Linked DNA regions of Homo sapiens: region 1 is linked to region 2. Evidence: chromatin loops called from intact Hi-C (ENCODE). Cell type or tissue: ascending aorta. All regions are shown on one strand. Links, peaks and the distances in the headings refer to the core of each region. The heading gives the core; the rest is flanking DNA. Region 1 holds the start of SGCB (sarcoglycan beta). Region 2 holds the start of USP46 (ubiquitin specific peptidase 46).

Region 1 (2,827 bases), core at 1-2,500, 620 kb before region 2:
ACGGATCAGACTGCCCCACTTATGTGTAAAGCAAAAATAGAACCAGATGGAAAAACAATCATCTGAAACAGAAGCTGATAACTTAGGCGGGAAATGAGGAAAGCCAAGGCACAATTTAAATACCAACTCCAAGAAGTTTTGTCTCCTTTCAGTTTCACTCATTCCTCTATGTTTTATTTTACTGTTACAAATCTGCAGCCTGCCTATTGTCTTTAGCTGATTTTTTCTGCATGTATTTGGCTGTATGACTTTAAGCTCCTTGAAGAGAGATTTTACGTCTTTTATCTTCAGAATGAGCCCTCCAGTGACATATATCTAATAGGTCTCTAAAAAGTTAATTATCTAAGAAAATCGTTCCAAAGGTCAAAACTTGACTCATTTTTTTCAACAATGTTTTAGAATGAGACTTTTTAAAGAGAAACTACTATAATTGTTCAAAGGAAAAGTAAGTTAGGTAAGGGGGAAAGTTACTGAAAATTATCTGTATTACAATAAATCACCCTAGCGATTACGTGTATGTATATATTAACACACACACATATGCATGTACATGTATGCATACGTATAACTAGATTTTGGGGGGATGAGGAGCCTTTTAAACCATTCTAAGTTACAAGTTTACAATGCAGGTCAGGAAATCTTGGATAAATCATTTTTAAAAGTGAACAGGAGATAGTTTTAGACTGGTGACTAAATCTTCAAAAACCAAAGCGTGAGGGGAAATCTGGGATGTCTGCATATTGGAGATGGCAGAAACAAAAAACAAAGATGGCAAGCTGACACCGGGGCAACAGCTGACCCGTTTCTTGTAAGAGGAGCCTTCTCGCTGGGGCTGCGGTTATTTTTATCCAAATCTCTGCTGGCGGCTGAACGGGGTACGTCCCTGGCACGTCCCAGCGCAGGCTTCCAGGCTGGCTCGACCGCCTCCCAGGCTCTCCGGAAGGAGACCCCTCCTCACCCCCTCCGAGGATCAGCCAGGCCGGGCCGAGCCCGAGGCCGCCCCTGGCTCCTGGTCCCTAGCTTGTGCCAGCATCCTCGGCGGGGCACAGCTCCTCCCGCCCCGCCCCGCCCCGATCGGCCCCGCCGAACCCAGACCCTGCGGCCCGCGCCCCCCGCACCCCCGGCCAGGGCTCCCGCGGGCCCAGCCGGCAGGACGCGGCCTCCCCCGCTCCTCCAGCCCGCGGCCGCGGCGGTACTCACAGACCTGTTCTGCAGCCGCCGCCGCCGCTGCCGCCATCTTCCCGCGCCCGCCGCCGCCGAGCTCCCCGCCCGACTGTGCCCGCCCCTCCGCGACCGCACCCTGCGCGCCTGCGCTTGCGCCCTGGCGGGGACTGGGGGCACCCGCTGCTCACACCCTCCCCTCCCCAGCCCGCATCCCTGACGACCCGCATCCCAGCCCTGCGGGCTCAGGCTCTGCGGCGGCCCCTGCACCTAGGACCTTGGCCTGGGGCGCGTTGTATTGCACAGGGGCCAGAAGGGGCCTATGGGGATTCCGCTCCACCCCGGGCCGCCTGCAGATTCCTCAGAAAGGGCACCCTCAAAAATCGAGGACGCTTCTCCCCTTCCCCTTTGTTCCCCATCGCTGAAAGATCGGTGCCATCCGGAGCTGTGAGGCTCTCTTTGTTTCTCGGACCAAGGTCTCCTTGGCTAGGGTGGGAGGGGCCGATATCGAGACCACAAGTGGACGCGGACCGGCGTGGTGACTGCGTGGGCAGAAGTGAACGAGTGGTCACTTAGGTGGCTGGAGTCTTGAAGACTGAGAGTCCTCAAGGAGGACGTTGAATCCTTCGGGCTGCTTGACTTCGGAGGCCTATGAAGTCTGATGTTTTTATCCTGCGATACTGGGGATGGATTTTTCATTTAGTGTTGGAGATAGTGTTACCATGTATATCCTCGGGAACCTAATTGAACGGACATTTACTGAACACCGGGAAGCCACTCAAATGTACGAGTTACTTGAGTAGACATTCATTGTTCCCTGTTGTAGATATAATCCAATAATTATTTTAGCTGAAAAAAAATGCAGTGAAGTCAATAGCAACTGTTCCTCATGTAGCTGAATCACTTCTAATAAGCACCTTTGGGCCCTAGTACTGTCTAATTCAGTGGGAGTCAGTACCTAGCTGGTCATCAGTCTCTCTGCATTTCTTTTTTCCTAAATGCTGGAACCACTTGACTCATATCTCTAGACTCACTCCTCTCTGAGTCTGTGGGACAAACATGCATTTTAGGCAGGAAAATTCTAAGTTAAAGCCCAATGATGCAGGAGTCAGCAGTAAGGCTCTGTGTTAATATTCTGCCTGTGGTCTCATTGATCAATTTGCACAACTGGGCTTTTAACTGATTCTGAGTTCCTATCTTCTAGTCCTTAATTCCTAAGCTTTGCGTTTTTCTCTCTGCTGGGAAAGTTCTTCTTCCCTGGCACGCGCACTCTTATTCATCCTTCAAGAACTATTCTATTCAAACGTCATATTTTCTCTAAAGGCTTCAGAGGCTCCCACAGATCTGTTCCTTAACTGTGTGCCTAGCCTTTTCTAGCACTTCAGATTGCATTGTATTTTTATCTTGTCTACCTGCTGATTTCATTCAAAAGATGGTGTGTTCTATCTGGAAGGTAGGTGTCTTACTCATCGTTTAATCTCCAATGTCTAGCACAGTAATTAAACTTAATAGATATCTTAGAAATCTGCCCAGTATCCCAATTTCTAAGCCCTGACTTGATTTTGCCAACCTCCCTCCCACTTAGGTGGTGAGATACCTGGTAGCCAATTTTCCTGAAACCAAATGCTCCTTTGGCTATTTGAATATCACCTTCTCTTGGATTCTT
Region 2 (2,900 bases), core at 277-2,776:
AAGGGAGGTTTTCCTCAAACTGGCACTGTAAGAGCACGTGTTGCCTCCGGGGACCCGCTTGGGAGGGGGCTAGAGGGGAGGCGGGGTGCAGTCTAAAGAATGTAGGCAAAACACACATCATCTCACCCTGCAAGGGACAGCAATGCCTTACTCCAATCTGAGCTCCCCAAAGGCTCTGACAAGTGGAGGCGCCAGCAGGGTCCAGCCTGGGGACCCAAGGGCTGGAGGTTCTTCCTACAGAAAAAGGGAAAGCAATGGGGGAAACCCAAATTAAAGTGACCACCGCATCATGGGCTCGGACTGCATCAGAACCCAGTGATGTCCCTGGCTGTATCCATGCCCGCCAGCCTCCCCTAGGTCTACAGCGGATCAGGCAGGATAACCCTGGAGACCTCCTCCAAGCCCACAGCCCGCCCCACCCTTAGGGCCTGCAAATATTACCGCCACAGAGCCTTGTCCCTTTTTCACAGATGGGGAAACTGAGGCATGCGGAGCAAATTACGGTGCTTTTTCAAACCAGGTTGAAGTTCACTTCTCCAGCCACAATTTTGCACTTTTTTTACAGCTTTATTACATTTCCGATTTCTCCAGATACACAATTGCTATTGCAAAGTGAATTTTAAACACCTCGGAAGGACTGAACTCAAAATGAGATGAGGGCAGTCTGGACGTCCAATAAGGCTGTCTTGACCGCAAGAAGAGGATGGGTGCCCCCCACCTCCAGCTTATCCCCCACCCCCTCCCCGGGGACGTTCAGGTTCGGTCGCTTCCCTTCCCTCAAGCCGCTTCCACCGCAACCCGAGGGCGGGGGGCGCAGCAGCGCGGCCCCGGGATCGCCGGGCGGGTTCCGAGGTCCCGGGGCTGAGACGGGCGCCGGGGGCTCGGGGACCCTCCCCGGCCGCTGAGGTGGCTGCGGCCGCGCGCCCAGCTCGGGGGCCGGGAACTTCTGGCGGCGCGGACCCCGCCGCCCCCGCCGCCCCAGCCACCGGGCGTGTGTGCAGCTCGGGCTTCCCTTTCTTTGCCTCGCCGCGAGTCGGGCGCGACCCCGAGGCGGCTCGGCCACTCACCATATTACAGATGGAGGCGATGTTTCGGACAGTCATTAGTCTAAAGGTTGCAGCGATCCCTCACCGCCATCTTTACAAGGGGAAACCGGGACTGCCCATGGTGGCGCGCTGGCGGGGAGGCCGGGCGGCAGCGCGGCGGCCTGGGGTCCGGCTTTCAGTTTGGCTGGGAGAGGGAGGCCGGGAGGAGGAGGCGGCGGCGCGGGGAGGGCGGGGAGGGAGCGCGGAGGGGCGGGGAGTGGCGGAGCGAGGGAGCCTGGGCCGCGGCCGGCGGCGCGGGGAGGAGGGGCGGCCCGGGCGCGCCGCGTGAGTCCGAGCCGGCCGCTCAGAGCGCTCCAGGCTGGGTTCCCGGGCCCCGCCGCGCCGCCTCCTTCCCAGCTCGCCCGCCCAGGCCTGGCCTCCTGCTTTTCCATTTGATTCCCTGCCTCTTTCTATTCGGACTGGAATGCCGGGCCAGGCTCCGGGGCGCGCCGCTGCGGCAGCCGCACCTCGCAGGTCCCCCGGCCGACCCCGACGCGGAAGCGGCGGCCCTCCTCGCCGTCGGGGAGCCAGGGAGCCGGGGACGGTACGGTGCGCGGGGTGGGGAAGCGGGCGGCCCAGGCCGGGGCGAACCCGGGGCCGCCTTCCGTCCTCGCTTTTTCCTCGTCGCCTTCCTCCTGGCGGGCCTCGGCAGCCCCCGGTGTTTATTTTTTGGCGAGGGGTAGGGGTGGCGACGTCCAACTTTTAGTTCCTCCCGAGGGTTCCAACCAGATGGCACCGGCGGGGACCCAAGAAGTAAAATGGGGCGAGGACACCGGAGCGGTCAGAGAGCCCTCGCCAGCTGCGGGCCGGGCGCCCGAGAAAGGGCGCCGGGAAGGGGGAGGAATCCGGGTCTGGGCGGAGGCCAGCAGCGGCGCGCTCGGGCGGCTTGTGACATTAGCGGGTCCAAAGGAGACGTCCCGGTTCCGCGCAAGCACTAGGGACTGTCCAAGGAGTGGAAAGAACGAAAACAAAACTTTTCCATATCTTCAAGGCAGGCATACCCCTCTCGGGTGCACCCAGCCTCTAGTTGTTGAGATGGGCGCTGTATGGGATCATGCACATTTCCCGCATTAAAGGTCGTGGCTGCGGGCTCAGAGCGCGAGTCTGTGCACCACTTAGCAGATAGGTCCACGCGAATTGAAGGGGCCCGTTTCTGAATGTGTGGAACAGTTACACATACAAGGTTGCAATTCGATGCTTTCAAAGGAGAAATTGTACAAGTGAGATGCGTGATAAATTCTTAGATCAGTGTATTTAATGACAAATTGAATCAGAAGAAAAATTAGTTGAAGATAGCTTTTATCTAACCAAGAGTAAAGATTTGAGAGCCGTTGATTGCTAATATCCCTAGAATCTGGGGAGGAAACAGTAAGACAGACTTGTTGACTGAAGGTTTTGGGAGTCATGTCACTGTGTTTTCCAGTGGACATGAGAAATAATATTCCTGCTTAAGTCTTTCAACCTAAATATTATTTCCAAATACATCCTGATGATAATTTCTTCCATTGTAAGTCATGACTGATTTTCTTCTCTCTCTCTCTGTTTTTTAAGAGACAGGTTCTCGCTATGTTGCCCAGCCTGAGGCTGGGCAGCCCCGAGTCATCCCAAACTCCTGGGCTCCAGCAATCATCCCACCTTGGCCTCCCAAAGCGCTGGGACAACAGGCGTGAACCACTGCACCCAATGTTTACATTCCTGATCTCCTTTAATCGCCACCATAACTATCAGCTGGTACATGCTATTATCTCCTTTTTTGCAGATCAGTCACATAAGGCTTAGAGGATCAAGGATCCTGCCCAGATGACTTACCGAAAT

The links. A loop is a pair of places that touch in the nucleus more often than their neighbours do. Peaks named below come from ENCODE experiments on the same cell type or tissue, not always from the same donor. Only the 100,000 strongest peaks of a DNase experiment are listed, where the experiment ranks them.
Region 1: a loop joins it to region 2, with 2.5 times the contacts of the local background. A loop is called at or near these places in 2 of 110 quality-filtered maps.

Annotation. Positions count from the first base shown.
Region 1 is chr4:52,037,023-52,039,849 of GRCh38, forward strand. SGCB (sarcoglycan beta) reads right to left here and starts at 1,277. Exons shown (of 6, transcript NM_000232.5): 1 at 1,205-1,277. The coding sequence starts at 1,237. RefSeq lists an enhancer at 690-809 and a silencer at 1,050-1,489. In ascending aorta, for the core only: no CTCF peak of the experiment used is centred there; DNase peaks (open chromatin) are centred at 1,329 and 1,639; H3K4me3 peaks cover 2,202 bases; H3K27ac peaks cover 1,848 bases.
Region 2 is chr4:52,658,048-52,660,947 of GRCh38, forward strand. USP46 (ubiquitin specific peptidase 46) reads right to left here and starts at 1,254. Exons shown (of 9, transcript NM_022832.4): 1 at 1,068-1,254. The coding sequence starts at 1,103. It overlaps USP46-DT (USP46 divergent transcript), which reads left to right and starts at 1,359. Exons shown (of 2, transcript NR_125363.1): 1 at 1,359-1,629; 2 at 2,845-2,900. RefSeq lists silencers at 708-1,227, 1,238-1,667. In ascending aorta, for the core only: no CTCF peak of the experiment used is centred there; DNase peaks (open chromatin) are centred at 851, 1,344 and 1,944; H3K4me3 peaks cover 2,274 bases; H3K27ac peaks cover 2,180 bases.